2 separate regions of the Homo sapiens genome follow, and region 2 is linked to region 1. A link is a loop called in an ENCODE intact Hi-C map of the cell type or tissue named here. Cell type or tissue: ovary. All regions are shown on one strand. Links, peaks and the distances in the headings refer to the core of each region. The heading gives the core; the rest is flanking DNA.

Evidence for each region. Hi-C counts contacts between places; a loop is a spot of excess contacts. Peaks named below come from ENCODE experiments on the same cell type or tissue, not always from the same donor. Only the 100,000 strongest peaks of a DNase experiment are listed, where the experiment ranks them.
Region 2: a loop joins it to region 1, with 2.9 times the contacts of the local background. A loop is called at or near these places in 16 of 110 quality-filtered maps.

What each region holds. Positions count from the first base shown.
Region 1 is chr18:36,302,743-36,319,580 of GRCh38, forward strand. All of the region lies in intron 1 of FHOD3 (formin homology 2 domain containing 3), which reads left to right. Among named protein-coding and RNA genes, the nearest start is that of FHOD3, 13 kb to the left of the region's middle. In ovary, for the core only: no CTCF peak of the experiment used is centred there; a DNase peak (open chromatin) is centred at 6,870.
Region 2 is chr18:36,345,922-36,362,759 of GRCh38, forward strand. It overlaps FHOD3 (formin homology 2 domain containing 3), which reads left to right. Exons shown (of 29, transcript NM_001281740.3): 2 at 9,618-9,724. Among named protein-coding and RNA genes, the nearest start is that of FHOD3, 57 kb to the left of the region's middle. In ovary, for the core only: no CTCF peak of the experiment used is centred there; no DNase peak of the experiment used is centred there.

The DNA of each region.
Region 1 (16,838 bases), core at 3,052-11,051:
TTTTTAAAAGATGAGATCATTAGTAAACTTGGCAAGTGTGTTGTGTCATAGTATCTTAGGACAACACTGTTTTAAGAATGTTGTATGAACAGCTAAGAGTGTCTCCATGTAAGCAGAATCAAATCTGACTCCACTGTAATTAGCTCAGTTGGTTGGAGCCTTGCTATTGAGATCAGGATCATGGGATTGAACCCTTCATGGGTCAGTTGGCTTTGTTTCATGCATGGCCACAGACCATATCGGTAACCTAGCCAGACATCCAGCAGGTGCTGTCATGGCCTCTTGCAACGATCTGGGTTGGAATAGACTGGCATCAATCTTTGGGAAGGAAGGGGCTGCTATGTCATGAACTTATGCTGGAGGCTGCACTGTAGGTCTCCATGTATAGCTTTATTTATCCTCACAACAACTCTAGCAGGCAGGCAGATGAGGAATCCCCAATTAACAGATGGGGAAACTGAGGCACAGGAGGTTAAGCAGGTTGCCTAGGGCTATACTGCGTTTAAGTGAAGGAGCTAAGATTTAAGGTCATCTTTTTTTTTCCTCCAAATCCTATTGTTAACTCTGTCCCATTATTAGAAAATCAGCAAAGCCCATGCTCTCTGTGCAGATGGGGGTGGGGTAGGGTTGACTGCATTGCCTTTGCATGCGGCTGCCTGTCACAGTGCTGTGATTTAAGTGGTTGTGCTCTGGCAAGTCCTCCCAGGGTTGATGCTCTGTGTCTATGCGTTTTGTCCTCGGACTCCAACCTGAGTCCCTCTGGAAAACAACAGGACTGCCATTGCCCTCCCACTCTGGACTCTGAAATGTTAGTTCTTAATAGTGTCGACTTTAAAACAGATTAACATGCTGAGGCCAACTCAGGAACAGCCCTCCCCCACCCTCCTTTTCTCTCCATATTTTATCTCTCTCTGACGATGATACTTTTGAACACTTGGGAACTTTTCTGTCTTCAGAGGACAGCAATCACCTGCTCCAGGCAACCTCCACACCTCATCTCTCAATAACACTGCTGTTGCCTGTGGCTGGCTTAGAGGCATAGCTGGGTCCTCCTCTGCTGGCCATTTTCAGAGTCTTGGGTTTGTCAGCATCTGCTCCATTAGAGAGACAATCAGAAGATTTTTGGGGGTGAAGGGGGAGCTGGGGGACTGTTTCTGAGCTTTGTTCTGAACTAAGTTAGAAAGAATGGGGAAAATTAAGTTACAGTGAATGTTAAGCTTTGCCAATCAGCGCAATCCAGATTGTGAGAAATTACAGTTTCTCCAACAAATAAATTGCAAAAGAAAGAAAAAGGTGGAAGGAAACCTTAGATGAAAAGAGATTAAAGAGATACATCAACCAAAGGTAATATGTGGCTGTGATTGAATGCTGATTCAAATACATTATAAAATAAATATTTGAGATCACTTGAACATGTGAGCAGTGATGTTTAATATTAAAATTATTAACTTTAAAGTGTGATAATAGTATTGTGGTTAGGTTTAAGTAACAGTTTATGGCTTTCAGAGATACATACTGAAATTATATGATGTCTAGAATTTGCTTCAGAATAATTCCAGATAAGAGACAAGTAGGTGAGTCAATATATGGATGGAACAGGATAGACTGTGAGTTAAAGTTGGATTATAGGTATGTGGGGAGGGCTCATGATACTACTTTCTATACTTGTGCATATACTGAAATATTTTAATAAAAGAGCTAAAAAAATTAGGTTACAATTCCAATAGTCCCCTTGGGATCAGAGCTCTTTCATTAAGTGTTACTGTATGATCTGAGTGTGTTTTCTATGGCTGAGATAGCTAACCATCAGTGGATTTTTTTTTTCATACCTCCAATGATACTTTTCTTCCCACCCTGATTGTTGTGTTCTCCTTAGAATCTTAGAAAAACAAGTGTAGGGCATCTGTCTTTTTATGTTCAGGGTGTCTTTCTAGGCTCAATCAATTCCCATGATGAAGTAAACAATTGTCAGTTACATAAACTATTAGCTTAGTAAGCGAAATGCTAAGGTAGAGATATTATACCTGTGGTTTCAGTATATGCTCCTAAATTTTTATTACTAAACTGTGAAGTTGCTAAGGCTATAATAAGTGATAACAATATATAAAGGCACTCAGTTTCCTAAGGCTGTTGATGCCCATGACATGCCTGCATAGCCACACTGGGGTGTTGTCCAGTTCCCAGTGAGCCAGCTCTGCGTCCGCCTTCAGTATGCCTCAGAAGAGGTTCTCAGTTTACAGTGAATGGCAGTGATGCTTTAATGTACATGAAAATGTAAGTTGTATACCTTGGCACCCTTATAATTACAGTCAACATTGATTTTCTATGGGCAGATAAACTTATTTATGAATTAACTGTTAAAGAGGGAGGAAGATCAATTATTTTTTGAAAAAAAATTATCACCAATCTGCAAAATATATACCCAGAAGTTTCTCTGTTTTTAGAGACACATAGTAACAAATGGAATCTACATTGTATCTATTTACAAACTGGAAACATCCAACTCCTCTTCACCAGTTAGTTTTGTAATCTAGATGTTAAAATGTTAGACTCCAAGGAAAAATGTTTAGAGTTTAATGTTAGAAAAGAAAATCTTAAAATTTTTGATCAACTTGAAAAAAGGGAAAATGTTAAACAACTTGCAGTTCAATATAGAAAGGTATTCCTAGACTTGGCAAAAATGAAACAAATTAGTTTCTCTTTGAATATCTTTAACGTTCTTGAAGAAGAGAAAACCAAGAAGGAAACTCCTGTGGTGCTGAGGTGCCTCATCATGCACTGATTTTTATAGCAGAGAATGAAATGCCAGAGCTGTAACCAGAGTGTGTGGGACAAGCCCAAGATTTTTTTAAGTTCTCAGAATAGAAGATAACCAAGGCATCTTCTGACTGCTTGATCAGAGCCAAAGAGTGGCTTGGGGTGTATAGCAAATGAATTGATGGGCAAACACTACCAGCTTGCATGGCTGGACACTGACAGGCTGGAGACTCTGAGTAGTGGGGTGGTCCTTGGGGGAGAAAACGAGGAGGAGGGTCCCTCTGGCTAAACCAGAGCCACACACAGCCTGCAGCCAATCACTGACCACAATTTTGACTAAAGAAGTTTATACCAATTGCATTTTATATCACTTTAACAATTGTTTGGTTTTATTTATGATTTGAGGTCACCTTCTTCAACCCTCCCAGAGTCAATGAAAATGAGCATGTGGTGACATTGGGGTTGAGACAAGTCGTTGATAGAATACTGTCCCCCTCCTCTGTCTGTAGTGTGATTAAATGAAAGCAAAATGAAATATTGTTAAGGGTGCTACACCCTAGAAACCTAGCTTTTAACCCTTCTGAACAATAAGGAGGAAACTTATTTCTGGGAGTCTTAGTGGCTGTGGTCCTCTGATTTCATGACATATGTGCTTGCAGCTGGAAGGGCATGGGCGCTGGAGCCCCTGGGAGAGCAGCCAACAGAGAGGACATTTGCAGTGTCCAAGTGGTGGAGAGTGTGGAGGGCTCGGAGCACAGTCTACAGTGGCCCCTCTGAGGTGCCTCACTCCCACAGCCTCGAGTGTGTTTCTGGGCTCTGGGCTCCATTGTCTGTCTAAGGGTTTGTGTGCTGACATTGCACTGTCTTACTCACTGTAGTTTACAGTAGGTCTTGATGATGTCTGGTGGGGTGGAGGCTTCCTGCTTGCCTTAGAACATAGCCATTAATGGAAAGAGAGGAAAAGTTAGAACCAGATATGTTCCATTCAGTGATCTTAACATAGAGAAACAGGCTAGGCAACCAACTTGTGTGACCAGCCAAAGAGGAAAGAGACATTTAAAAAATAAGAGTCAGGTCATATCACTCCTCTGCTCCAAACCTCCCTTAGCCCTCTTGCCATTCAGGGCAAACTCCAAAGTCCTCGAGTAGTTGGTCCACTTCTCCATGAAGGCAGAGTTTTTTGTTTTGTTTTTGTTTTTTTTAAATCTGTTTTGTTTACTGGTGCAGCCCAAGAGCCTAGAACAGCGTCTGGCACATAGTGAGTGTACAGTAAATATTTACTGAGTGAGAGGATAACCGTGATTTAGAGTTAGAAGGGAGGAAGAATAGTCTGCTCATCCCAGCCATTTCCTTGCAGAAGTCCCTTGTGTAAAGCCTCTGCTAGGAGCACCTCCTGACTTCTTCATGTATCATAGTGACCAGTTGCCCTCCGGCCTTGGAGTATAGCCTTTCCTATTTTTGAGCTTTATTTTTTATTTTTCTGAGACGGAGTCTTGCTCTGTCGCCCAGGCTGGCATGCAGTGGCACAGTCTCGGTTCACTGCAACCTCCACTTTCCAGGTTCAAGCAATTCCCCTGCCTCAGCCTCCCAAGTAGCTGGGATTACAGGCATGCGCCACCATGCCTGGCTAATTTTTGTATTTTTAGTAGAGATGGGGTTTCACCATGTTGGCCAGGGTGGTCTCGAATTCCTGACCTCGTAATCTGCCCGCGTCAGCCTCCCAAAGTGCTGGGATTACAGGCATGAGCCACTGCGCCTGGCCTGAGCTTTATTTTTTAGAAGTCCATTTTTCCCTAATTTGTATTTGGAGCGATGGTCCTCATATCTCCACAGATGGGGATGGACATGGCCCTTGAAAATTAATTGGTTGTGCCCAAGAGGATGGAAATAGGGTGGATAAGCCACAAGAACCATGACCCCAGGGTTTGGTCATGGAGTGATCTGTGACCTACAACCTGCAGATAGTGTCTACGGGGGCTGCTGGAAGTGCCACACCTGTTACCTTCCCCTGTGGTGGCAGAAGTAAAGAGCTGTTTTATGCCCATGAGAAAGCTGTGTAATGTGGACTGTTTTTATTACTCAGATCAGTATGTGTTTATTGATGTGCATGTGTCTTGTACTCTAAAGTATCTTCACACTGTAGTTCCATGCAGCTGTCCACTTAAACTGTGTGTGTGGGTGGACACAGGATGACTTTGCTGGAGAGAGGTTACTACTGACAAAGCTAGACTCAGGGAAGGAAAGACTAACAAACAAGGATTTCTCCCTTATACAACAAAGCATCTGTTCCTGTCACAGAATGAACACATGGATACATTTGGAGACTACAGAAAAGCACTTTGAAGAAATACAAATCACTTTTCTCATCACCCAAAGGGAACCACTCTTAACACTTTTGTGTCTTGCCAGAATTTTAACATCTATTCATAATAATATCTGAATACTTTCCCAAGTCATTAAATATTCTTGGAGCACATCATCTTTAATGACAGTTAGGTAATCCAGTCTATGTATGTACCATGATCCATGTAACCATTGTTCCCAGGTTCCATGAGGGAAAGTGCTCTTTCTTCTTGAATGTTAAATTTGTCCATGCTTGGTACTTAATACATATTTGTAAAATGAATGCATGAATGATTGAACTATTGGAGGTTTAGGTAGTTGCCAATAAGGAAAATACAGATAGTGCTATAATACATACCTGCAGAAAAATAAATATTTTTTCTCATATTTGATTACTTCCTTAAGACGAATTCTCAATGTTTAGTTGCTGAGTTGAAGGATAAAGATTTCATCTTGGATAGGAGCAGTTACCCTCATTTTAAGCATTGGAGGTAGCTGGAAAGATGGTCTCTAAATCCATCTGGGGCAGGTGAAGAGCCAGGCCAAGTTATGAAGCCCAGCTCCAACCTGACTTCTTCCTTTCTTTGTGCAGCTGGTATCACCTCCAAGACTGACACTTGAACTCAGAATACCACCAGGTGGGATTCAGAGATGATTGTTAAAACCGTGAATAAATTACATGTATGTATCCCATTGTCTCTACCCATTTTGAAGAACAAAACTCATTCTAGGCTTTCCTGGCCATCCCTCAGACACACCCGGGCTGTGCACTGAGCACCTTCGGACCCAGGACACTGTGGGTCTCACTTCATCCTGTGGCTGCGTCCCTCCACCAGATGTAAAGCCCCAGTAGCAGGAAGCACATTAACTTACCTTTCATTTCAGAGTTCCTAGGACAGGGTCTGTTACATAGTAAGCCCCAACAAATATTTTTTTGAATATTTGCAAGAATGTTAAATGGAAAAAGTGCAACATATGTTAATATACATGATGATTGCAGCAATAGGAAAGTGTCTGTAGGGTGGAGCCTTAGCCTTCAGATCCCTAAACTGTCGCCATGATTTGTGGATGTTATAACTCCTCCCCCACACTGTAGGTGAGTGTGGTAGAACCAACTCTTCAATGTATCAAAAACTTGTTTCTGGCCTCCCTACTGAGTCCCTGCTAGATCCTCCAGCAGGAAAGTACAGCTTGCAAGGAAGCCCCATGTTGGCAAGAGAAGGCATGCTGTCCTGGATGGTGTGGGCATGCCTGGGGGCTCTCGTGGGTGGGGTGGGTATTGGGGTCTTCTCTTATGGAGGGAGACCAGGCCAGACTTAAGGCCTGCAGTTCACGATGGGGAAGTACCAGCTTGTGAGCCAGGTGCTCTCACTTGTACTGTTCCTAAGCCTTGTTTTCCGTTCCTGCCCATGCTGAGCCGAGGGGAAGAGCGTTGTGAGCTTGTGTGAGGGGGAGGGTCCCTGAGGCAAGTGTGGCCACAGTGGCTGCAGCAGCTCTGATTAATGGGAAATTCCAAGAGGAAGGTAGACCTGGGGAGAAAGGAGTGGTGGCTGCAGAGTCCAACTGCCCTTCTTGCCAAACACGGAGATTCTGCCTTTTGCCAACCGTGGAGGCTCTGCGTAGGAGATTTTATTTCAGGTGATGGTGCTCACCTTGGAGGGATCTGTTACTCATTCCCATATCAGATCATAGCTTCAGGCTGCAGGAGGACTCAGGCAGGCTCCTGACCGCAGCTTCTGTGAATCACCAGACACCGGCAGTCCGGGAGCGGCTAGTGTCTGAGCTGCCAGTGCCCGGAAGTGAGAGAGGTTATCCAGTCTTCCTGCTGCTCCTCCATCCAACCTCAGCAGCACCATGTGCCTGGGAGCAGGGAAAGGAGAGCTGTTGGGCAGTCCTGTCCAGAACAATAGTCAAGGATACGAGTGGTTTTTTGTTCCCAGAACTGAGTGCATTTTTGTGGACAGTGATTCATTACAGAATACGCCAGTACTAGAACCACAGCATGTCTGTGCAGTTTACTAGGCACTGGGACATAGGTTAGCCTGGCTGATCCTCTCATGACCCTGAAAGAGGGCAAGTGGGGCATTTGGGCCTCCGTCTCAAAGGTGAGAAAATGAAAATCAGTTGGTTCATGACCAATGCACTGTAATCACCCCTCACAGGGTGAAAAAATGAACTCAGCACATGGCTTCTGTTGTTCCGCCTGGCTCCCTGTCTCCATCTGTCAGAGATAAACCTGAAGGATGTGTGTTGACACCCAAAGAAGTGTGCAGAGTGAACACAGTCAGAGAAAAATGTAAGCTGAGTTGACATGACATTAAATGGAACAAGTTGGTGCTTAGTTTTACACAGGCTGGGGAGTAGAGCTTGGCTATGTGGTAAGCTTTATTTCTATCAATGCTACTGATCCCAGGAATGTGAAAATGATATCCTTTATTATGATGATGGGCTGGGGAAGTAAGGCATAAACATAATGCAAAGTGAAGTAACAACTGAAGGCAGCATATGACTCATGTCAAAGTGTGACATAGGCCTGTGGGGCTATAGAAATATCAACTTGGGGCCGGGTGCAGTGGCTTATACCTGTAATCCCACCACTTCAGGAGGTTGAGGTGGGTGGATCACCTGAGGTCAGGAGTTTGGGACCAGCCTGGCCAACATGGCGAAACCCCATCTCTACTAAAAAGTACAAAAATTAGCCAGGCATGGTGGTGGGTGCCCGTAATTCCAATTACTCAGGAGGCTGAGGCAGGAGAATTGCTTGAACCTGGGAGGTGGAGGTTGCAGTGAACCGAGATCGTGCCACTGCACTCCAGCCTGAGCAACAGGAGTGAGACTCCATCTCAAAAAAAAAAAAAAGAAAAGAAAAAAAAAAGAAATGTCAACTTGGGAAAAATCCACGTGGACTGCATGGCCTGGAAAGCCTCGTGGAGAAGGAGGGTGGGGTTTCAGTTGGTGAAAGGGAGGTAAAGGGCACCTGGTACAGGTGAGACACAGGTAGGATATGGGAGTCAGGATCAGGCTCCAAGGCTCTGGGTGGGTGAAGATAGCCCCCTGGAGGGATGTGGCCTGCAGCAGTGGGCCCGGGGCTAAGCTAATATATGGGGTTGACTGGGGAGCAGAGGCTGTTGTCAATGACCACAAACTGAATAAAAAATTATTTTCATTTCATGTAATAGAAACATGACAGAAAAGGAAAGGAAGAGGAAAGACAGACAGGAAGAAAATAATTACAGAAAAGATGACAGAAAGAGAATTGGGGCAAAGAAGAAAGGAGATGGATGGATGGGGAGTCACTGAAAGGCCACCTGTGTAGATAGCATGGGAGGAGGAAGGGAGACAGGGACAAGCCTCAGGATGTGTCTGGGCAGGGAGGGCGGGGACCCCTGCTGTTCATAGTCCCAGCCACTGCTAATTCCTGGTGAGCTGATTATCAAGTGTTAGCCAGTGAGGGCTTACGATGTGACCCTTTCTGGGAGCTTTCTCTCCTTCCTCCCTTTCACAGATGTTCTTGGGTGTCTGCTTGATGTCAGATTCTGCTGGTCCACAGAGTAACACAAATAAATGACACCAAGGGCTGGCAAAATGGTGCTGGGCTCCATGTCAGACAGACCTGAGCTCCGTGTTTCTAATGAAATCTTCGGACAGTAGCACCTCCCTCATGGGCTGTTGTGGACAAACACAAGGTCCTCATATTTTTTGTATGTCACAGGAGCATGCGTGGCCTCCAGCCCCAGGTGCCATGTGCAATGGTGAGCCATGTTCCTTTCCCAGCATTGTAGTCCCTTCCCTGCAGCTGTGCTATGAGATCTCCTCTTACCATCCCACACCTGCACCCCCACCACAGTGTCCCCACTCCCAACGTGGATCCTCACCTTTGACTGCAAAGACAAAGCAGACCACTCAGATGCAGCCCTGGCCCCTGCCTGCCTCAACCTCCACCTGCACCCACGTGCCCTGCTGTGCCCTCTTTGCTGATGGGGGGAGGGGGGACAGGTGCGCCCCTTCTTCTGGCAATGCCAGCCCTTTTCCACTGTGTCTTCACCCTCTCCTTCCCTCTGAGATCCTCCCATTAGCATTTAGGTGGGCTAAAGCCTCTTTTGTCCAGAAAGTCCCTCTTCCCTGGCCCTGGGCCCAGCTGTCCTTCTTCCACCCTTCAACCCTCAAGCCTCCCAGACCTGTCTAAGCCCCACTGTCTTACCTTCCCCCTGCCCTGTACCCTCCCAGTTCCTGTCACTACTGCAATAAAACTACTCTTGCTAAGGTACTTGTCTTTAAATCTAGTAGACACTTTTCCATTCTTGACTTATAGAATCTCACAGCAGCAATTGCTGTTTCTGATGGTCCCCTTTGAGGAATGCTTGCCGTTCTGTTTGATGGTGCGGTATTCACCTGCCCTCTCTAGTCCTTCTCAATCCTTCTGCTCCCTCTGGCTGTTTGAATGTTGGCCTTTCTCAGGTTTCTGTCCAAAGACCACACCTCCTCCTCACAGTCACCCTCTTTGTCCTGGATGGCTTTGAGGGCTTTCTGACGACCCCCTAGAGCTGACCCCTGGCTCAGCTCTCTCTGGGCTCTGAGGCCAAATACCCAGCTGCCCTTTGAACAGCTCGTCCTGGACGTCCCAACAGGCATTGAACCTGCCCCGCATCTAGATCAGATCTTGTCATCTTCCCACAGACCCATACTGCCTCAGCGAGGAGCATTGCCAGCCAGTTGCCCAAACCAACTGAGAACCTCTCCCTAGCAGCAATCCCTGCTCTGTCAGAATCACGTTCTGTTGATTATCCTGCCTCTTGGAGTCTACCTGCTTCTCCCTCTGGTCCATGTGTCATCCATGGCATATGGAAAGTGCTCAATAAATATTTATTGAATGAATGGAAAATAAGTTAATGTTTGAGAAAGTGTCAGTCACATGGGGATTGCTCAGAAAATGTGGGTGCCTATATTAGTTATCTATGGCTATGAATAAATCACCCCAAACGTAGTGGCTTCAAACAATCATATTTATTATCTCTCACAGTTTCCTTGGGCCATGAATTTGAAGGCAGTTCCTTGGGTGGTTCTGGCTCAGGGTCTGTCATGAGGGTGCAGCTGGATCATGGCCGGCCCTGGTATCATCTCAGATTTCTTCAGTCATATGGCCAGTGCCTGGGCTGGGAAGTGCCAATAGCTGGGAGCTCCTTGGGTGTCTCTCTTCATATGTCAATGGTCTCTCCCCAGGGTCTCTCTAGTATGGTGTCCTCAGGGTAGGTGGACTTCTTATGTGGCAGCTCCAGGCTCCAAAGTGAGAGGTCCAGGTGGGTGCTGCTCTCCCTATCTAGCCACATGCTCTGGCTGTACTCTACTTGTTAGAAGTGAATCACCAGGGCTGGCCCTCATTCAAGGGCAAGGGGGAATTAGATATCATTGTTTTATGGAAGAATTGCCAAAGAATTTGTGAACTTAAAAAAAACCTTCATATTTGGTAAAATTCACTTTTATTTTTGGTGCACAGTCCTATGAGTTTTCATATATGCATAAGTTTTTGTGACTGCCACCACTAACAGGACACAGAACAATTCCAGGAACCTAAAGAATTATCTCGGGCCACCCTTTTGTAGTTGTGCATTCTCAGAGGCCACTGATCTGTTTTCTTTCCCTGTAGTTTTGCTTTTTCCGGAATGCTATATGAATAGAATCATTTCGTGTGTAGCCTTTTGAGACTGGCTTCTTCACTCTGCACAGTGCCCTTCAGATCCAAGTTGTTGGGTGCTTCAGGAGTTCCTGCCTTTTGATTGCAGAGCAGTTTCCCCTGGTATGGATATCCCACAGTTTGTTCATCCATTCACTCACTGAAAGACACCTGGGTTGTTTCTGGTTTTTGGTGATTATGAATAAAGCTGCTCTAAACATTTGCATAGAGATTTTGTGTGAACCTAAGTTTTCATTTTTCTGTGATAAATACCTAGATTCTTTATTCAGCAGATAATTACCTGGCTCTCTCCTTAGCAGGGCAGTCAGGAGGTTTCTTATTTGGCAAGTTATCCTTTGTCCGAATAATTTGTCTTTTTTTTTTTTTTGAGACAGAGTTGCACTCTGTTGCCCAGGCTGGAGTGCGGTGGCATGATCATGGTCACTGCAGCCTCGACCTCCTAGGCTCAAGTGATCCTCCAGCCTCAGTCTCCTGAGTAGCTGGGGCTACAGGCATGAGCCACTGCACCTGGCCTGTCAGAAGAATTTGTCATTCGAGTTTCTGAACTTCAGAATGTAAGCACTTTTTAAAACACTGCCCACAAAAAAGATCATTCATTTAGATATCTTGTTTGTTCTTAATTCTTATGCCTCCCAAAGCCCTGTTATGGATGAATTGTGAGGCAAAGTACTGGCGTCCCCTGCCTCATGGCCTCATCATCCTGGGCTCTGACGTCACCCTGGCTCAAAACCCTCATTTCACAACTTTACACAGGGACAACGCCTATGACAGAGCTGTGTGAGAATCACTTCTCAATCCCCATGGGATACAAATCACCAGCCATTTTATCAATTAGCAAAATGGTGTAAACAAGCAAAGCAGCAAGTGGCACTAGAGAAATTAGAGTGTGAAAGGTGCACTTTGATCATTGCACACAGAGGTGATGTGAGCAGTAATGGAGGAATGCAGCCGAGTACATGTGGCTTTCTCTGTCACATCAGAGAATAGAGCTTTAGAGGAGGAGGTGGTAGGAACAATGGGAGGGGAACAGATATTTAAGAAGTTCAGGGGCTAGAGTATTAGATGTTTGGTTTTTGAATGAGTTTTATCTTCTCTTTGCTGAGGGCAAGTAAGGGTCCTAAAGTTGCCAAGGCCTCCAGATGGCCCTCCAAGGAGCCCCCTCATCAGGGCATCTTATACTTTCAATGCGTGCAGCCTGGGGACCTGCCTCAAATGAAAAACCAGAGTCTATCTTTCAGCTCTGTTTCTATTCTGCCTCCTTGTCTAGGGATCCTGACTTTCCTTAGAATATTAGAGTACATTAGGTCAAGGCCTAAGTGGGGGAGATCTATGTGGTTCTCCAAGTGCCTTTAAAAATCGAGGATGTTAGCACTTGCATTCCTGAGGAACACACAAGGAAGTTAAATGTGCAATCATGCTTGACGTCCGAGGAAGTCTTTCACTGACTCACAGAGCAGAACTCTGTGAGTTCTGATTCTAAGTCAAGTTCTCTGCAGAGCACTTGGAAATCAGAAAAGAATAAAGCATGGGCCTCGTCTCCAGGAACTGATAGGCCATGATGGTGTCAGGCTGGCCTGGTCTCAGCCTACTCTCCTAATAGGCATCACTTTATTTCTATGAAAAATGCACTCAGAGTTCCACATAGTCGATTCATATTGAACTTTTGAAAGATACCTGTGCATAATGTGGGGACTGTGCTTTTGCAGGAAATTGTGACTGGCTTATGTTTAGTGAGTTTCATTAGAAACTAGTTTACATGGAGATGTTTAGGGCATTGACCTCAGTCTCTCTTCATTTCCAGGCCTTTCCTGGCCTCAGCCTGCCTCCTTGGCCACCCAAGAGCTCTGGATCCCAGATTTGCTCCCTGTGACCAAAGTCTTTCCCCTCTGATATGACACCCTCACCCCGAGACTCTTGATTCTCTTATTCCACCCAGTGTACAGAAGTTTTTATCAGGTTCCCTTTTGGATGAAACTGGGGGGCTCCTGCAGAGGGCATGTGGGGGTTAAGGGGTCCTGGGGGGCTCTGGAACATCTTGAGATTTTGAATATTGCTTGTAACATTAGAGTTTGTGAACAGTGCTTTGGTGAAAGGCCTGGCCTCACAGCAGCAATGAGGGAGCACTTAGATCAAAGCCCAGAACCTGTGTGCTCACATGCCCACCATGTGAATTCCTCTGGCAGCCTGCCTTGCACCAGGCTGGGGGAGAGGACCCCAGATCTGCGATGTCCTAGTGAACCCCAGCAGTGCCGAGTACTCAAGCAGACACCCCATTATGTCTGCTCACAGACCCGACTTTTGAAAATGTAATTTTGGTTACCTGATTGGTGTCTGTGACTCCTGCTTGGTGCGCCCTCATGAGTGCTGTGATTTGCTAGGCCCTGAAGTGGCAGCTCTCTGCCCGCTGCTGCCACTGCACGCACCGTTCTGTGGCTGAGACAGCCATGAGTAAGAGCAGAGCTAATCCTCGGGGAGTGGGAGGGGAGAAGGAGGGGTGGCCCCGGGCCTGAGATTTCTTTGTGTCTCAGGTCTCTGGTATCTTTAAGCCTCTTTTCTTCCCCCACTTTCTCGGAGAGCCATTGCTCTCATTAAAAAAAAAAAAAAGTTCCTTGACCCACCTGGTCCCTAAAGCAGAACGTACCAGCTCCATTAAATTAACATATGTAGTTCTGCAAAGTCTAAACAGTTTAAATTTCATTATTCTAGGCAGTATTTGTCAGGTTGCCAAAGCAGGGGAAATCTGTGAGGGGACAAGGAGAAGTTTAGCCCCATGCATGCCCAGGATGGTACTTTGCTTCTGCCTCCTGGGGTGTGTAGGGGAGAAAACTGGAGCTCCTCTAGAGGGTCTACCACATTTCACCAGCATTTGTTCACCAGCAAAAAGGGCATTGCCCAAATTCTACTGCATGAGTCACTGGGGTTTAAAATCCTTCAGATGGATAGCGAGGTCACCTCTTGTCCTTTTGAGCTGTCTATATATATTCCAAAATATATCTTGGTCATTTTGATTGGTCATTATTGATTGAAGGGCCTTTGGTGTTATTAATGTTTTAGTAGTTTCCGATCAGTTTATTTAGGGCTCAGAGTAATCTGTAACTTGAGGATGGACCCGATAAGGCAAACTGTAAGAGCCCACCCCAGCGCCTGCTGTTCTGCAGCTCTGTTCCTTTTAGGGGTGGGCTTCATTTTTTTTTTCTTTATATTATACTTTAAGTTCTGGGGTACATGTGCACAATGTGCAGGTTTGTTACATAGGTATACATGTGCCATGTTGGTTTGCTGCACCCATCAACTCATCATTTACATTAGGTATTTCTCCTAATGCTATCCCTCCCACAGCCCCCCCACCCCCTGACAGGCCCCAGTGTGTGATGTTCCCCTCCCTGTGTCCATGTGTACTCATTGTTCAGCTCCCACTTATGAGTGAGAACATGCAGTGTTTGGTTTTCTGTCCTTGTGATAGTTTGCTGAGAATGATGGTTTCCAGCTTCATCCATGTCCCTGCAAAGGACATGAACTCATCCTTTTTTATGGCTGCATAGTATTCCATTGTGTATATGTGCCACATTTTCTTTATCTAGTCTATTATTGATGGACATTTGGGTTGGTTCCAAGTCTTTGCTATTGTGAATAGTGCCACAATAAACATACATGTGCATGTGTCTTTATAGTAGCATGATTTATAATCCTTTGGGTATATACCCAGTAATGGGATCACTGGGTCAAATGGTATTTCTGGTTCTAGATCCTTGAGGAATTGCCACACTGTCTTCCACAATGGTTGAACTAATTTACACTCCCACCAACAGAGTAAAAGTGTTCCTATTTCTCCACATCCTCTCTAGCATCTGTTGTTTCCTGACTTTTTAATGATTGCCATTCTAACCGGCATGAGTTATGATTTGCATTGTGGTTTTGATTTGCATTTTTCTAATGACCAGTGATGATGAGCATTTTTTCATATGTCTGTTGGCTGCATAAATGTCTTCTTCTGAGAATTATCTGTTCATATCCTTTGCCCACTTTTTGATGGGGTTGTTTGTTTTTTTCTTGTAAATTTTGTTTAAGTTCTTTGTAGATTCTGGATATTAGCCCTTTGTCAGATGGATAGATTGCAAAAATTTTCTCCCATTCTGTAGGTTGCCTGTGCACTTTGCTGATAGTTTCTTTTGCTGTGCAGAAGCTCTTTAGTTTAATTAGATCCCATTTGTGAATTTTGGCTTTTGTTGCCATTGCTTTTGATGTTTTAGTCATGAAGTCTTTGCCCATACCTATATCCTGAATGGTATTGCCTAGGTTTTCTTCTAGGATTTTTATGGTTTTAGGCCTCACATTTAAGTCTTTAATCCATCTTGAGTTAATTTTTGTATAAGGTATAAGGAAGGGATCCAGTTTCAGCTTTCTACATATGGCTAGCCAGTTTTCCCAGCACCATTTATTAAATAGAGAATCCTTTCCCCATTTCTTGTTTTTGTCAGGTTTGTCAAAGATCAGATTCTAGATGTGTGGTGTTATTTCTGAGGCCTCTGTTCTGTTCCATTGGTCTATGTATCTGTTTTGTTACCAGTACCATGCTGTTTTGGTTACTATAGCCTTGTAGTATAGTTTGAAGTCAGGTAGCGTGATGCCTCCAGCTTTGTTCTTTTTGCTTAGGATTGTCTTGGCTAGGCAGGCTCTTTTTTTGGTTCCATATGAAATTTAAAGTAGTTTTTTCCCAATTCTGTGAAGAAAGTCCTTGGTAGCTTGATGGGGATGGCACTGAATCTATAAATTACTTTGGGCAGTACAACCATTTTCAGGATATTGATTCTTCCTATACATGAGCATGGAATGTTCTTCCATTTGTTTGTGTACTCTTTTATTTCATTGAGCAGTGGTTTGTACTCCTCCTTGAAGAGGTCCTTCACATCCCTTGTAAGTTGGATTCCTAGGTATTGTATTCTCTTTGTAGTAATTGTGAATGGGAGTTCACACATGATTTGGCTCTCTGTTTGTCTATTGTTGGTGTATAGGAATGCTTGTGAATTTTGCACATTGATTTTGTATCCTGAGACTTTGCTGAAGTTGTTTATCAGCTTAAGGAGATTTTGGGCTGAGATGATGGGATTTTCTAAATATACAATCATGTCATCTGCAGAGACAGTTTGACTTCCTCTTTTCCTAATTGAAATTCCTTTCTTTCTTTCTCTTGCCTGATTGCCCTGGCCAGAACTTCCAATACTATGTTGAATAGGAGTGGTGAGAGAGGGCATCCTTGTCTTGTGCCAGTTTTCAAAGGGAATGCTTCTAGTTTTTGCCCATTCAGGATGATATTGGCTGTGGGTTTGTCATAAATATCCCTTGTTATTTTGAGATACATTCCATTAATACCTAGTTTACTGGGAGTTTTTAGCAGGAAGGGCTGTTGAATTTTGTCGAAGGCCTTTTCTGTATCTATTGAGATAATCCTGTGGTTTTTGTTGTTGGTTCTGTTTATGTGATGGATTACATTTATTGATTTGTGTATGTTGAACCAGCCTTGCATTCCAGGGATGAAACTGACTTGATCATGGCAGATAAGCTTTTTGATTTGCTGCTGGATTCGGTTTGCCAGTATTTTATTGAGGATTTTTGCATCGATGTTCATCAGTGATATTGGCCTAAAATTGGATAAAGAGTCAAGACCCATTGGTGTGCTGATTTCAGGAGACCCATCTCACGTGAAAAGACACACATAGGCTCAAAATAAAGGGATGGAGGAAGAAGATCTACCAAGCAAATGGAAAGCAAAAAATAAATAAATAAAGGGCAGGGATTGCAATCCTAGTCTCTGATAAAACAGACTTTAAACCAACAAAGATCAAAAGAGACAAAGAAGGCTATTACATAATGATAAAGGGATCAATTCAACAAGAAGAGCAAACTATCCTAAATATATATGCACCCAATATGGGAGCACCCAGATTCATAAAGCAAGTTCTTAGAGACCTACAAAGAGATTTAGACTTTCACAAAATAATAATGGGAGACTTTAACACTCCACTGTCAATATTAGACAGATCAATGA
Region 2 (16,838 bases), core at 4,815-12,814, 45 kb after region 1:
ACCGATTCTCAAGACACATGAAGTAAGCAGTTATCTTTCGGCATGCCAATGCACCTGTGGGATTTCAACCATCATATTTTTATTCACACCCAGCCCCCTGAATCTATTTCTTTATTCACCACCATTTTTAGACATAACACGTTAAAAACAAATCCCAATTTTGGCTGGGCACAGTGGCTCATGCCTGTAATCCCAGCACTTTGGGAGGGTGAGGAAGAAGGTTTGCCTGAACCCAGGAGTTCAAGACCAGCCTGGGCAACATGGCGAGGCCTTGTTTTTACTAAAAGTTAAAAAATTAGCCAGACGTGGTAACGCACACCTGCAGTCCCAGCTACTTGGGGGGCTGAGGCAGGAGGGTCACTTGAGCCTGGGAGGTCAAGGATGTGGTGAGTCTTGTTCATGCCACTGCACTCCAAGCTGGGTGACAGAGTGAGACCCTGCCTCAAAACAAAAAACAAAACTGAAAAACCAAAAACCAGATCCTCATTTTATCCCATCTCCCTGCCCCCAAACAGCTATTAGGCCAGTGTTTGCCATGTTAATGCAAATGGTAAATGGTATCACCAGTTACTAATTTGCTCAAGCAAGAAACTCAAGATTTTGCCTCTCCATGTTGGACACCACCATATCCGATCAGTCACTCAATCCTCTAACTTTTCCTTTCTCCCTTTTATGCCCTCCTTCCCTATACCATTTCTCTCCCTTTCCTTCTCTCCATTTCCACTGGATTCACCATTGTCCAAGCCACATTGAAATTGTCCCTGATCCTGGCGGTGGCTTCTCCATTTGTCTTCCCTCTTCCATCCCCACACTGCAAAGCTGGTCCTGCACACATCTGCTCACAGCCATTCCATTTCATGGCTTCTTATTGCCCTAGAATCAAGTCTAGTCTACTTTGGGCAGTGAGGCTCCCCCTCCATGGCCGGTGGCCTGCCTCCCTTCACTGCCTTAAACTGCTCCCACTCTGTGACAGGACTTTTGCATCCACTGTGCTTCAGTCCCTACACCCCACATTCCACCCTAAAGAAAACAACAGAAACAACACAGGCAACAAACTCATTGTGCTCCTCACTTCCTGAACTGCCACCAGCTGTTGGGTGATCAGGACACAGTGTAGTGTGTGGCATGGACACAGTGTCTCCCCAGGACACAGTGTAGTGTGTGGCATGGAGAAGAACAGGAAAGGACTATCAATCTGAATGAGTGAACAAGCCAGTGATAATAATAATCCTGAAACATAGTGTTGATACGATTTTCAACTTGAATAAAGTGAAACGGAAAATGGCAAAAGGTGCCTATAGACATAAGTAAAAAATATATTCCAGCTTTTTCAAGGGAAAGTTTAATGTATTTTTGGCTATTTAATGATAACAAAATATTTTAAAATAATTCAAATGTTTACCTATTTACCAGACTATCACTCCCTCTAAATTTAAGCTCTGAATGGGAGACATCCGGCCTTTGTCTTTCTTGCAGAATTTGATAGAGGCTCTTGCCTTTGGTTGGTGAGCTGGACTCTTTTGTTGACTTAAATAGAAATCTTGGGCTTATTGGGAAACTGCTTAAGTCAATTTCAAGACATTGCTTCTCTTGCTCGGTGGCCACAAAGAACATAACTTATTAAATATTTCTGAGAAAGTAAAGTCCAACTGCTTTCAAAGTAAATACATTCATATTATTTCATAACCCATATATGCTGGATCATCAAAGATATCTTTGTACTTCATCCTAAAACATTTATTAAAGTAACTATGATGTGCTCATTTAGAAAAGGCCAAATGGGCCACTAAGAACTTAAAAGTTTAAAAATGATTTGTTGGGGTTAGCCAATAGGAACTACTTTCTTCTGATATCATGTGAATTGATTTCATGTAGTCTTTCTCTTAAGAAAATTGACCAAGTGTTACTTGTATTTTTAAAATATGTAAATGTAATTACAATTTTTTATGTGAAATGCATTATACATACAAAGGAATACATGTGAGAAGTGTGTATAGTTTGAAGGTTAATGAAATGAATACCACATTCTCACTATCACCTTAGGAAATAGCAGAGGACAACCTCAGAGTGCGTGCCCTGTATCTTGTCCCTTTGCAATGGTTGTTATGGGTTATGGGGGAATCATTAGTCCATAAAAGTTAGAATGATTGAACCGAGTTTTGTGTTGGTTTTATTAAGACTTGTGAAAGGGACATGTGGCACTGCTTGTTGGAAAGCTCTCTTTCCTAACATTTTTTGCTTGTCCTTTAAGTCCAGTTCCTTGTCTCTGCTCCATTTAAAAGGAACCACAAAATCCAAGGAAGCCACAAGCTTCATGGCTGCCTAGCAACAAAAGTACCATTTGAGGGGGGAAACAGGCATAGCTGTATTGCAACTGACCAAATGGAACATGCTGACTGCTTTTGGGCTTCTCTTAGAGCTGTATGTGCCTGAAGTGGGGCACTCAGGGGACCCATAGTCAAGCTGGCCCTGGAGAGAGGTAGGGTCCACAGCAACACTTCATTTATGAGCCAAGAGTGGGGCTAGCTTTGTGGGCGTGTGACTGATGGAGTCAGAAGGGTCCTGTGCTTAAGGTTGCTATCTTGAAATTCTTCCAAGTTTTATCTTTCCATTTGCATTTTGAAAGTGAATTTCCATGGATCCATGGAGCACACTCTGGGGGTTTGGGACTTCGTGTGTTCTTGCCTCCTGCTGTGTCCTCTCCTGTGTGGGAGGGTCCTTGGCTGACTGCTCCCTCACTCCCCGGTGCTCCAGGCTCTGTTTGGGCTCCCCTTCCTTGCTTTTACCCAGCAAGTGCTGCTGTCTTCTGCCCCAAGCAGGACTTTGGGCTCAGGGATGGTCAGGGAAGCAGGACTTTGGGCTCAGGTATATTCTTGCTCTGTGGCATGTCAGGGTTGGGCAGGTAGTGACCAGCCCTGCCTTGAGCCTGCAGTGTCGTGGTGCATTCAGCGGGCAACTCGAAGGGGGCAAACCTCTCACCCACCTGCCATCCAGGTGCAGAGCATGTGGAGTGTGAAAGTTGTTTTCCCTGTCGGCTGTGGGTTGAGGTGGCAAGCTCATGAGAAGAGGAGGGTGACGTAAAGTCAGAACCCTAAAGTTGCTGCTGAGCCTGTGAGTCAACTGGAAAGTTCTGGTTTGGCCCAGTTTGGCCAGTTTCTCCTGGGCTGTCTCATGTGTCTATCATGTGGGTCATCTGGAGGCTTGGCCATCCAGGCTGGCCTCGCGTGACATGTGGCAGTTGGCAGGCTGTGAGCGGGGGTGGCAGGAGCAGCCAGGCCCGAGTCTTTCACCCTCCAGTGGGTAACCCCAACATCTTCAGATAGAGGCAGAGCTCCAAGAGCAGCAAGAGAGGGCAGCCCCAGTCTCTGCCAGGTCACACGTGACACTGTCCATTGGCCAAAGCAAGACACAGGTCACCCAGATTCCAGGAGTAGAGGAAGAATCTACCTCTAGAGGGAATTTGCTGCAAAATCACATTGGGAGGATGTGGATGCAGGGATGGGGGAACCAATGAAGTGCCATAAGCACTTGCGCTTTCCATTAAGTTTACTTTTTTCTTTTTAAGATCAGAATGTTTTCCCACTTCTAAACTATAACCAAAATTAGTTTAAAGAGTAGCCCTAGTATATATTTATAGAACGGTTCTGTGCAAATCTATTTCAGGATTACACAGAAATTTTATTGCCTGGGCTATGGATCGCTGTGGACCTGCTGCCAAAACCTAGATAATCATTAAGCTACCCCAGTAACATGCTAGTTCACTGGACTAAGAAAAAGAAAGAATACATAAATCGAGACGTGACATCAGCCTCCTTTGAGATGTTTGGGTGTTTTTTCAGGATGGTGAGTCTGCCCTTTCTTTTTTTTCTTTAGATGACAGTCTCACTCTGTTGGAGTGCAGTGGCGCAATCTTGGCTCACTGTGACCTCTGCCTCCCTGGTTCAAACAATTCTCCTGCCTGAGCCTCCTGAGTAGCTGGGATTACAGGTGTGTCACCACCACACCCGGCTAATTTTTGTTTGTTTGTTTGTTTTTTGGTGGAGATGGGGTTTCACCATTTTGGCCAGACTGGTCTCAAACTCCTGACCTCAAGTGATCTGCCTGCCTTGACCTCCCAAAGTGCTGGGATCACAGGCATGAGGCATCATGCCTGGCTTGCCCTTTCTTTTTGACTGCACTATCTTTGCTGGAACAGTCAAAAGAACCCCAGAGTGACTTTGCATAGTGTCTCTACAAGGAGTGGAAGGCTCTTTCTATGTCTCCAGAGAATGAGGTCCTGCTTTATTGGTGTGTTTTATCCCAGGCGGAGTGGCACAAAATCCTGGATATTTAGAAGGACACTTACTGTGGATCTGAGACTGGCTGCCCGCTGAACACCCTGCCTCCCACCAGAATCCTGGCCACAGATTTACAGCCCTATCTGTGTGAGCCTGCAACCCAATCTGAAGTCTTCCTGTTGCACCGCTGTCACTGCCCCTAAATTTCCTTAATCGCTGTACTTCTGTAATAGCCCTGTAATGTTATCTTCCCCCATGGCTCCTGGCTTTGTCTTATGTCCTGAAGTGCCTGGCAATGTCCTGGCCACCAAACCTAGAGCCAAGAAAGGACTGCAGGGGACATGCTGCCAGGGGATCAGGGTTGATATGAAAATTGTCAGAGTCAGGAAATTCCAGGTCCCTTAAGTCACTTGGGAAGACATTTGACAGGAAAGGCCAAGGAATGGGATCAGGTTGCCTCCGTGTAAGTAAGAATTGAGATTCCCCGGTGGGGACTGGTCTGGCAGGGAGGTGTCTGAGTTTTTCGCTCTGTAGGGAAAGTTTTGATATATCTGTCTAAATCTGTGTAATAACTGGATTTGAATTAATCACCACTCACTGTCTATTCATATTGTTTTTAGTTCTTCGGAAAGTTTATGACTGTTACTTCTTTATCACTGACAAGATTGAGGAATTCATTTAGTGTACCTATTAATTTGCTTATTAAAATAATAACTAAACATGACCCCATCCCCACATATTTAGGGACTTTTGCTGTTTTCAACATATTGGTCCAGCCAAGAAGCACTGTGTTCTTCCTCCTTGGCTCATGTGATGGTTTAAATATTAATCTCCTGTGTCTCGGGTGTAATGATGGGCTGGGGTTTGTGTGGTGGATGGCTCGGGTGGTGTGTGTTGACTCGTTTGCTGTCTTCACAGCCCCTGTGTTGTTAGGATCCCCTTTGCACACACATGTCCTGTCTCCCAAAGGGCAGCCCCTCTTCCTATAGCCCCGCTGTGAGGACTCCACATGAAGTTCCTGAGAGATAAAGAGATGCAAATTATTTTCTTTTTCAGTTGAGGGACTCACTAGCACAAATGGGATGGGCCTGCCCACCCATTTATTAGGGATCCGGGTTGTGACATCTGGCGTAGGAGGTAATGGCAGCCTCTATCCTGGAGGGGGGACTCGGGCAGTTCCATGGAGGATGCTTAGGTCTCTGCTAACGATAGCAGAAGGGATATAACTGAGGATGAACGTCCACCCATTTTGACAGTTGATTTAGATGGTGTTTTATTCTTTTCTGTGTTTGATTTGTGTGTTATACTTAAACGATCTCTTTGAGGGAAGGAAGTGATTATGTGTTCCTTGGTGCCCTGCCTGTGCCTGACATATAATTTTGTTAAAATTGAACTGTGGAAATGGTAGTAGTTATGCTGTCCAGAATGTGAGAAGAGGAATGGTGAGAACAGGCCATTGTGCTAAGGTTTGGGGATTCTGCTGTCAGAGGCTAGGGAGATTATGGGGCTTCCTGTTACAGTTTGGGGCTGGCACAAAGCGCCTTGAGGCAGATACCTGGCAGGCCAGGGTGAGTGTCCAGAAAAGTGAGATATTTGTCTTGGGCTACTGGGAATAAAATCTGAAGATGCGAGATGGAAATGATATGCAAAATAGCCCAGATGGGGCTACATCTGCTGGCCACTAGTACATTCCCACCTCCTTCCAGTCTAAGAAGAGCACAGGGCTTAGGCAGGGCTGGTGGAGACTGATAAGCCTGGGTAAGGGTCTGTCAGTCTTTTCATCTCTGTTATCCCTGCTTTAGGTACCTCAACTGAATGGCCAAGAGCAGTATGTGCTAGTGCTGGCCTGGGTGACCTGCAAGACTGATTGTCAAATTCTCAGGAATTTCGTGAGCCACTTTTCAAATGTAGCTATTACTAAAAATTAAATTGGCTAGGCACAATGGTTCACATCTGTAATCTTCACATTTTGGGAGGCCGGGGTGGGAGGATTGCTTGATGCCAGGAGTTCAAGACCAGCCTGCGCAACAGTGAGACCCCCCTGCTACAAAAAAATAGTAATAATAGTAAATAAAAATAAAAGAAATTTAAAATAAATAAGAATTATAGAAACTCACAATTGAGCAGATTATATTAAAAACAAAGGTTATAGACATTCACAGTGTGTCACTTCCTAATTATTTTACTCCATTCTGCTACCTCTGCTCTCCAGGTTATTTAGGTCTTACAGATCTGTGTGGTAGAAATGCTGTATACTGGTGAGCTGCTGCACACCTCTTTCTAACCCCATGCTCAGCGACTGTGCATTGGTGGCTTGAAACAGGCTCTGGTGGGAGTATTTATGCCACATTCATGTGTATGCTTGGCTTCTCTCCAGACAGCGCTACTTGCTCTTCGTTCTCTCCCTCTGGCTGAGTGTGGATCACAGGCTCTGAATGACTCAGACCTCCTTGAGGAGAAGTAGAAACTCCTTATCCCAGTGCTTCTCTCTTTAGGCTCATGTGTTTCCAGGGGTTGAGGAAAAGGACATTGTGATGGCTTAAAGAGGTTTTGTCATTCCATCTTTCAGTCTGTTGATTATATGTGGGATTAAAAATAGGCAAAGTGTTGATACTATCAGCTGAACACACTAAATCAGCTTTCTTAGTTAATAACAGCAGTAGAAATTAAAGCAAGAATGAGCTGCCAATGATTACAACCAGACACATGGTCCACTGTACGTGTCAACAGGTCCAATTTCCATTGGAATTTTCCACCTGGAAAGATAAAGTCTGATTTCAGTCCACTGGTGATGGTTGGCTCAGGAGACACCTTCTGCAGGAACTCTTCCTGCCTGCTGCTTCCATAGAGTAGGGGAGGCAGCTCCTGTGTGTTTCCCCAAAACCCTGGGCACACCTTTGACACTACAGTACAGACAGGTTGGCCAGTTTGTAGTAAATGCTTTCTCAAATCAGATGATCCATCTATAGGATGCTGCTCAAGAATGCTGAAATTCACCATCAAGCCTTTAGTAATTATGAGGTATGGTCTGCTATTAGAGAAATAAAACAAGTGAATCAAATAGGATTAACCCCTTCAAATGACTTAACTAGGTATTTCTCACAAGTAATAAAGAAGAAATTCCTTTCATTCTGTTGTGGATAACCAGAAACAAGGAACTGTGGGGTTTCTAACAAGAATTAACAGCCTGTTATAGATGCTGCTTCTAAACAAGATGACAGTTTGCATTTCTCTTGTTGAGGATAATAGCAAAACTTTCCTATCAAAACAAAAACTAATCCCTTATTTGAAATCTCACTTATAGCAGATTATCAAGCATTCATCTAGATGTTTTAAAGTAACCACATATTTGTCTCCACTTTTCCCCTAGCTTTCATTTTGGAATAATAGCCTAACTCAGCAAGAAGATGAATTGAGTCACTCTTACAGCTCAAGAAATCAAGCATGAGGGTATAAGTTTAGATTTCCTCATAATATTAATCTCAATCTTCTTTGGTAAAATTATTTTTCTCTATTTTAAGAGTAATCATTCTATATGTAATATAATGCTAACTGCTACCTGTAGCAACCACAAAACCTTAATGAGTTAGCACAGCAAAGGCTCGTTTCTTGATGCTGTCACAGTCCAGGATGGGTCAGTGGATCTGGGCAGCAAAGTGCTCTCTTCCATGCAGTGACTCAGGAACCCAAGCTCCTTGCATTTGGGGCTCTGCTTTTTTCTAGGTTTCAAGGTCTCCTCTGGCTCCTCTGCATCTGGCCATAGGCAAGAAAAGAAAAGTGGACAGTTGTGCAGAGGTGTTATGGCCAAGCCTGTTGGGGGCCTTCTTCACTTTCACCCACATTCTGCTGATCAATACTCAGTTATGCAGCCAGAGCCCAACTCTAAGGCAAGACTGTGTGCCTGGGGAGAAAAGGGAATGGTGTTGGCAAACACATTTGCTCAGTCACACCAGAACACTCAGTTGATACAAGCTGCATTTTGCACCGTGACAAAATTTTCAAGTTCTGTGTGTGTCTTGGGCTGTAGAGAGGATGCAGAGTGTAGTGGTTGAGACCATGTCCTCAAATCAAACTGCTGGTATCCAAATTCCAGCTCCACCATTTACTAGACGGTGAATTGGGCAAGTAACATAGCCTCTCTTTGTGCCTCACAGTCCTCATCTGTAAAATGAGGAGGACTCATTTTACAGAGTCCTCATTTTACAGAGGACTCATTTTACAGAGTTTGTGAGAGAATCAACTGACTTCCCATGTACAAATGTTTAGAACAGTGCCCAGAATATAATGAACAACATATAAATGTTTGTTAAACAAAATTTTTGGCTGGGTGTGGTGGCTCACGCCTGTAATTCCAGCACTTTGGGAGGCCGAGGCGGGTGGATCACCTGAGGTCAGGAGTTCGAGACCAGGCTGGCCAAAATGGCAAAACCCCATCTCTACTAAAAATACAAAACAAAATTGGCTAGGCATGGTGGTGGGTGCCTGTAATCCCAGCTACTTGGGAAGCTGAGGCAGAAGAATTGCTTGAACCCGGGAGGCAGAGGTTGCAGTGAGCCGAGATCATGCCACTGCACTCTAGCCTGGGTGACAGAGCGAGACTCTGTCGCCAAAAAAAAAAAAATAAAAATTTTTAAAAATGAGATCAGTGTGCATGCCTATAATCCCAGCTACTCGGGAGGCTGGGGCAGGAGAATCACTTGAACCCGGGAGGTGGAGGTTGCAGTGAGCTGAGATCGAGCAACTGCACTCCAGCCTGGGTGACAGAGCAAGAGAGACTTAATTTCCTGTGTGCTATGTTGTAATTTGGGTATATTGCCATTCAGTTGGAGGATGTTTCAGTTCAATTGTAAAAATACTTTATTGAGCAACATTATTTGTAATGTGCAGAGTATGACCATAGAATCTGAATCAGTAGGCTCCTCACTGAATCAAAGGAAACAGCATATTTTCCCCACCAAATTTGCCTTTTAAGCCCTGTGACTCAATCCATGGTCACAGCAGCATCGTGATCTCGATTTCCACTCTTGAAATGCCAGGTCTCATCTGTGCCCCTGAGAGTGGAAAAAAGCGCTGGCCCAGTGCCCAAAGGGCTCCTTCAGTGGCTTAGGGCCCAGAGGATGCTGTCGATGTCACTCTGTTAAGAGATGCCTCATCCATCCACTTGGTACACAGATTGTTCCCGATCTATTTGCACTAACATACTAGCTCTTCAAGTTATGATCCACATTTCAGAACATTGCTTGATTTTACAAAACACAGGAGGGCAACATGATGTGATTTCTCCATATGTAGTCTCCATCTGAGGAGCAGGTTGGGTATAACAGGCTCTTTCTCTTGCAGCTGGATGACTGTACTCTGCAGCTCTCTCACAATGGCGCCTACCTGGATTTGGAGGCCACCCTGGCAGAGCAGCGGGATGAGTTGGAAGGCTTCCAGGATGACGCCGGGTAAGAGCAACTGTTCACCCTGCTGACTGGTCCCCACCTACCAGGAAATGGGGGTACATTGAGGCCTTAAAGTATTTAGGAGGAACTACCATGGCTTTGACCTTCTCTTAATTCTCAATCACACACGAGGGAGATGCAAGTGACTCATCAGTGGTGACTGCAGACCCGTTTCCATTTTGAGTAACTTTTCTTGATGGGTGCTCGGGAGTAGCCTTTCCTAGGAACATTTGTGGTAATCAAGCACATGGTATTTATATGCTAAGTTATTTTAAAATCATATGTCACAATTAAATCGATATTTTCCAGCCAGCTGTGGTGGCTCACACCTGTAGTCCCAGCTACTCGGGAGGCTGAGGTGGGAGGATCGCTTGAGTCTGGGAGGCCGAGGCTGCAGTAAGTCATGATTGTGCCACTGCACTCCAGCTTGGATAAAAGGGCAAGACCTTGTCTCTAAAAGTGAATAAATAAATGGATATTTTCCAGATTTTAGTGGATTTGCAACTATTTTAGATATTGTATTCAATGATAATTTACTGGATAGTTTCTTAGCAGATGCTATAGTAGATAGTTTTATACGGTATCATCTTTTAAACTCATTACTGTGGAAAAAATAATTATTAATTATGTTAATGTCAACTTACTTTTTGCCTATACCTAGAATTGCTTAATACTTTTGCTGAATAAAGAAATACTGTGAGTCTGAATAAAGTAATATGCACATAAAAAATCAGAGATGTGCACAGAAAGTGAAACCTCTCTAGGAATATACCCATATCAGCAGCCATTCTTATATTTATTAGATTACTGAAATAGCCCCTGATGGGGCCCCACCTTTTTCCTTCTGATTTTTATTTATTTATTTATTTTTTGAGACAGAGTCTCACTCCAGTTGCCCAGGCTGGAGTGCAGTGGCGTGATCTCGGCTCACTGCAGCCTCTCGAGTAGCTGGGACTACAGACATGTGCCACTGTGCCCAGCTAATTTTATATATATATATATGTTATTTTTGAGACGGAATCTCGCTCTGTCACCCAGGCTGGAGTGTAGTGGTGTGATCTCGGCTCACTGCAACCTCTGTCTCCCAGGTTCCAGCAATTCTCCTGCCTCAGACTCCCGAGTAGCTGGGACTACAGGCGTGTGCCACCACGCCCTGCTAATTTTTGTATTTTTTAGTAGAGATGGGGTTTTGTCATGTTGCCCAGGCTGGTCTTGAACTGCTGAACTCAAGCAATTCACCCTCAGCCTCCCTAAGTGCTGGGATTACAGGCGTGAGTCACCATACCCAGCCTACTTCTTATCCATCTCGAACTAAGTATATCTCTGATTTCATCACCCTCCTCTTCAGGAAACTTAAGAGTTTCCCTGATACTTTCCAAATAATGCTCAGCTATCTTAATCTGTTGTCCAGGAGCCCCCAAAAGTTGTTTGAAACCACTTTGCCCGAGTTAAAAATATGGTCCACTGAATACTATCTGGGAATTCTCATTTTTCATGAATAGCTCAATTAATGGAGAAAAATTGGAACCTTCTTAGTTTCATATAGCTATTTGACTTCAGTATGTACTGATGGCTTCCTGGGTTTCCCCTGTTTTAACACCCTTCACAATTTATGATCATTGATTGTGCTGCTAGTTGCACCTCTTCTCTGCGGCTAACACTTTACTAGGTCAGAACCATGCCTGTCTGAATGTCCAGGATTTGGCATTTTCTCAGCATGTTTCAGGCACTTAGCGAATACTAGTGTCCAGGTGAATGGCGCATTGCCAGAATGGATTCCTGAATAGCATGGCCATGCGCACCAAGAAGACCAAGGTCCTTGTTAAGATTCAGCAAGATGCTCTGAGGATACCCTTCTTGTCTCCAGAGTGGTAGTAAGGGCACACCAATAGTATGTGAGAAAGGATCCTGGAAACCACTCTAGGCTGTGCATATGGGAGTGGTATCTTAAGTCACACCAGATTCTACTTATTGCTATTTTTAAAATTAACACTATTAGGCTGATAGACTTGGGGATGTTCCATTGCAATAGTTTTTATCAAGTATTTGACAGTGACATCCTTTCATATAAGTTGTCAGAATGCAGGCTAGATGATAGTCTAATTGGATGACTTCATGGCTCATTGATCAAACAGACCCCGGGAATGTTATGAGTAGATCATTGTCAGCTTGAAAAATGTCTCTAGTGGTGTTGTGCTTGAGGACCTTGTCCTCGTTTTTGTTTTCTTCTTTCTTATCAAAACTTGAATGATTTGGAGATGACAGCTCAGAAAAAAAGTGCTAATATATTGATAAAAGCAATAAGAATAAAGGGTGTGGGAGAAGAATAATATTTTTGGATCAGCTACTGTGCCAGGTACTATATTAGGCTCCCTATTCACAAGATCTTTAATAATTAATTATCATACTAGTCATGTAATTGGATTTTATTGTCTCAATTTTTCATCTGAGACAACCAAGGGTCAGAAGTTAAATTACATGTCTGGGGTGGCAAAGCCAAGTTTGAACACAGATGTGACCAATTCCCAAGACTGTGCTCTTCTGCCATCCCAGGGGCTTCTGGGCAAAGGTACTTTAGGTTCTATGCAGCATGTACATTGGCACCTTTGGTGGCATGAGGTTGGTTCCTGCAAGGACAATTGGTCCTGGTCTAAAACACTGTCTCCAGTTGAAACAGCTTTGCTGCCATCATCCATCACTGACACTACAGTTCACCTGGGCGACACCTGTCTCCAGATGCTGGCACTTCCTCCACAGCTGTTCCCAAAGAGCCAGGGCATCCTGCTATAAACTCCCCAGAGTAGATCCTGGTTCTTGTATTCTCACTTTGTTCCCTTCTGAATCATCACTTGGCCATGAGTCCATCCAATAGGTAGAGGTTGAATCCCATTTCTATACTCTAGTAGCTAGGGTTGCTGGGAAAATGAATTATGGCAAGATGAGAAGGTGGGACTCAAGACTTGGGAAACTACAGAGGAAGGTAGCCCAAAAGATATTGAATAGCTACACATTTAAAATTTTTTTTAGAAAAATTTAAATTTTTAATTATTTTTGATAGGGTCTTTCTTTGTCACCCAGGCTGGAGTGCAGTGGTGCAATCACAGCTCACTATAGCCTCCATCTCTCAGGCTCAAATGATTCTCCTGCTCTGGCTAATTTTTGTATTTTTTTGTAGAGACGGGGTCTCCTTATGTTGCCCAGGCTGGTCTGGAACTCCTGGACTCAAAACAATCCTCCTGTCTTAGCCTCTCAAAGTGTTGGAATTATAGGCATGCATAGCTACACATTTGACAAGTGTGCCCCCAAATCACCCTAGAGTGAGGGTTTGTATCTTTGAAATAGACTTTTTAGGTTCTCTCCTAGATGTGTGGCATTTGACAAAGTCTGTGTGTCTCCCATGAGTGGGAGTTAAAATATAATTGCTTCCCAGTTAAGATTTGCCCTTTGGAGGTATGAAAATGGCAAATACCATTTTTTTCTCTTGATTTCTTTGTGTCAGTTATAGCAAAATGTCTGCTAATATTGTGGCCATCTAATGAAGATGTATGAGTCTGTGTGAAAATTGTGATGTTTTTCATACCATGTGTTCTGAGTTTCCTTGCTGGAGGATTTTGCTTCTTTGTTCTTGTCCATTACCCTGCACTTTTATGCCAAGACTAAAAATTAACTTCTTGTTTAGAATTATCACTCAGGCTCTAGCTAGTCAGAGAAGAGGAGAAAGACCTTCAAAAGTAGAAGGACAAAGCAATTATTATGCTAAGAAAATAGAGCCAGGTCTGTTCATCACCTTCTGAGGCCAGGGAAATTAGCAAGCATGACCTGGTGCAGCAGACAGAGAAGCCTGCAGCCTACAGGTTATTTTTCCTGACGTTGTCATTGTGTGGCCTTGGGCAAGCCACTTTACCTCTGATAGGAGTTCATAAAATGAGGACACTTGTAACATTTATTTACAGAATAAGGAAAATATGGCCCAATCCCATTTATCTTCCTGTATGAAGAGGGGTCCTGATGGGGTCTCTGGCACCTGAGGAGAGCAGTGTAGCATAATGGTTAGGGACACAGGCTTTACCATTAGTCTCATGGCTGTTTGACCCTGGGGATGTAACTTCACCTCTCTGAACCTCAGTTTCCTTATAATTGGGGGCAATATTATCATAATACTGCCTCTTTGGGTTGTTTCGAAGTAAAATATGATAATGTATCTAAAACGTTAACTAGTTCCTGATACATAATACACACTCAAAACTGTTAGCCTCTGTTATAATTACAGTCCAATTCTGGAAAGATGATACATTGAAATGGGAACCACTGGAATTTAGACCCAGAGGATTCTATGCAGGTCAGGTGCCCTGAGATCTCAACTTTTAGTTAAGAGACCTCGATGGAGGTTTGCCCACAGGGCTGAGCTGGGCCAGAACCTCCACTCTTTTGCCTGTTGCTACCCTCAGTGTCTCTGAAAGGAAACCAATGCCAGCCTGGGTCCACAGGGCACTGTCATGGAGAAGGTGGGCTTTTAGGCAAGCCCTGGAGGATATGGTGGCTTTGGGTATTTGGAAGGTGCAGCCAGGTGGGAGTGTGGCTTGAGCCAAGAGTGGACCTGAGAACCATGATGTTTCAGGGACATCATGAGGACCAGTGTGGTGGCTGGACATGGCATACACATTCACAGGTGCTCCTAACTTCAGGTAACTTGGGGCGTTCACCTTTTCCTTGGCATGACTCCCTTCAGGCCTGTGCCACAGGGTTGGCTGTGAAGATAGCTGCTGCTTACTGGCTGTGTCATGCTGTTCACTTTCTCTCATTTGCCAAGGGGGCTGGTAGTCCTCCAACCCTGGGCCCATGTGTCTATGTGAGGCTGGTGGCTTAGAAATCATGGCTGGATGTGCATCTGGGAAAGGTTAAGAAGGGCCATGCAGAGTCCCATCTGCAGGGGTACATGGGTCCTGCCAGCTTTGTGCTGGACCTGTTTAGGGGAACCTGGGGATTTGGGACTGGCTCTGCTGTTATTCTTGGACACCTCACTTCTCAGCCTGCAGATCATGGGCCCTGAGGCCCATGAACCTCTGAGGTTTCTGTACAGTTTGTGGGTTTGTGGGATTTTGGTGGGGAGGTATTTCAAAGCCTTCATTGGATTCTCAAAGAGGTCTTTGCCTCTCAAAATATCAGGTTTGAAGGAATGAAAGCAATTTCTTCTTCTTATGATATAATACAAAAATTAACCTCACCCATTCACACATTTGTCCAGGTTTCCTCTGCATTTTAGACTGGTGGAATGGGAAATCACAGAATAGATTTTGAACATAAGTCTAAAAATCTACTGAACCTAAAAAACCAAACCGAAACAAGAAACCAACGAAACCCCCATGTTAAGAGAGAGATTCTGATGAGGGTGCAGAAGGGAAGAAAGGTAGACGTTCCCTGATTTTTTTTTTCCTCTTAAGGTAGTTATCCTGAGTGGAGGGTGCAGGTGTGTTGGCTGAAGCCTTGTGGCTAATCAGTGACAGGTTCAAGCTCCTGTCTTCATAGTGCTATGCAAGGCTCAAAGTGGAGGCCATCAAGTTCTGCCCCTGCTCTCAGTGGGGGAGAAAACTGGCCCTTTAAAACCAAAGGAGCCATTAGGGGTGAGTTCAGCTGGGTTGAGTGGGTAGCCCAGAGGCCCTGCACACCAGTTCCAGGTGCCAGAACTGCTGATCTCTAGGTTCTGGCTTCAGAAGGTTTGGAGTGAGGTTCAGAATCTTGCTTTTTTAAAAAAAGCTGTCCAGGCTGGGCATGGTGGCTCACGCTTGTAATCCCAGCACTTTGGGAGGCCAAGGTGGGTGGATTACTTGAGGTTAGGAGTTCGCTACCAGCCTGGCCAACATGGGAAACGCTGTCTCTACTAAAAATACAAAAAATTAGCTGGGCGTGGTGGCACGTGCTTGTAGTCCCAGCTACTCGGGAGGCTGAGGCAGGAGAATTGCTTGAACCCAGGAGGTAGAGGTTGCAGTGAGCCTAGATCACGCAACTGTACTCCAGCCTGGCTGACACAGCAAGACTCCGTCTCAAAAAAAAAAAAAAAAGAAAAAAAAAGAAAAATGCTGTCCAGGTGGTTAGATGTTTGTTTGGGAACCTGCAGCGTAGGCTCTCAGTCTTGGAGAATATTGCCACCCCCTGAAGAACTTTAGAACCTTCCCTGCCACGCCCAGCCTCAGGCTCATGAAATCAGAACTCAGGGGTGGGCCCAGGCAGAGGTGATTTTCAAAGCTTCCAGGTGATTTCAGTGTGCAGTCAAAGTTGAGAACCACTGCGTGAGAAAGACGGCATTCCTGAAAAGGCTGCAGTAAGTCAGGCAAGAATGAAGTAACTCCCATGCTGAATGGACACTGGAATCAAAGGTTCTAAATGCCTTTAAATGCAAGGATGTATGAGGGTAAAGATGACATCAGGTAGGTATGTGGGTTGGAGTCAGACAGAAGAAAAATGACCTGCAAAGAGAGCCCCCACAGAACTCCTTAAGTGATGAGGGGGCTATGTGGGGGTGAGTGGGAAGAACTTGGAGTGGGAGGCCTTGATCAGATGTAACCCCCTGGGGGGACAAGCAGGGAGTGGCCTAATGAACCTAAACCTGGTAGCCGAGGAAGGTGAGTGGATTGGGGCCTCACCCAGGGTTGGGGAGGGAGGGGGCTGGGAATCTGGAGCCATGGTGCCAGCTCGTGTAGAGGGACACAAGAGAATGGAATGGACATGTGGCATTAGGGGAATAGTGCACAGAATGGTGGACTAGTTAGGGAAATAGTGAGGTGATACAGTGGAGGCAATTTTGAAAAGGGGAGGAGGGGTTTATACCTGTTAGTCTGAGGTTATGGCAAGCCACACACAAGGTGTGGGGTGGCTAGTGAGAAATGTTGGCTGGGGACCCAGGTGAGAAGGCTGGAATACTGGAGAGGCTAGGGGTGATTCCTTGGAGGGAGCTACAGAGTCTGGAGGTCGTGTCCTGGAGGGCCAGCCATAGGATGCAGGTGAGGAGAGGACCAGTCCCTGGCTGTAGGGAAAATGAAAGTTAGCAGTCACCCAGGTGGCAGCACCCAGATGATCCATTGAAACCATAACCCAGGTGTTGTCCATCAGTAAGAGACTC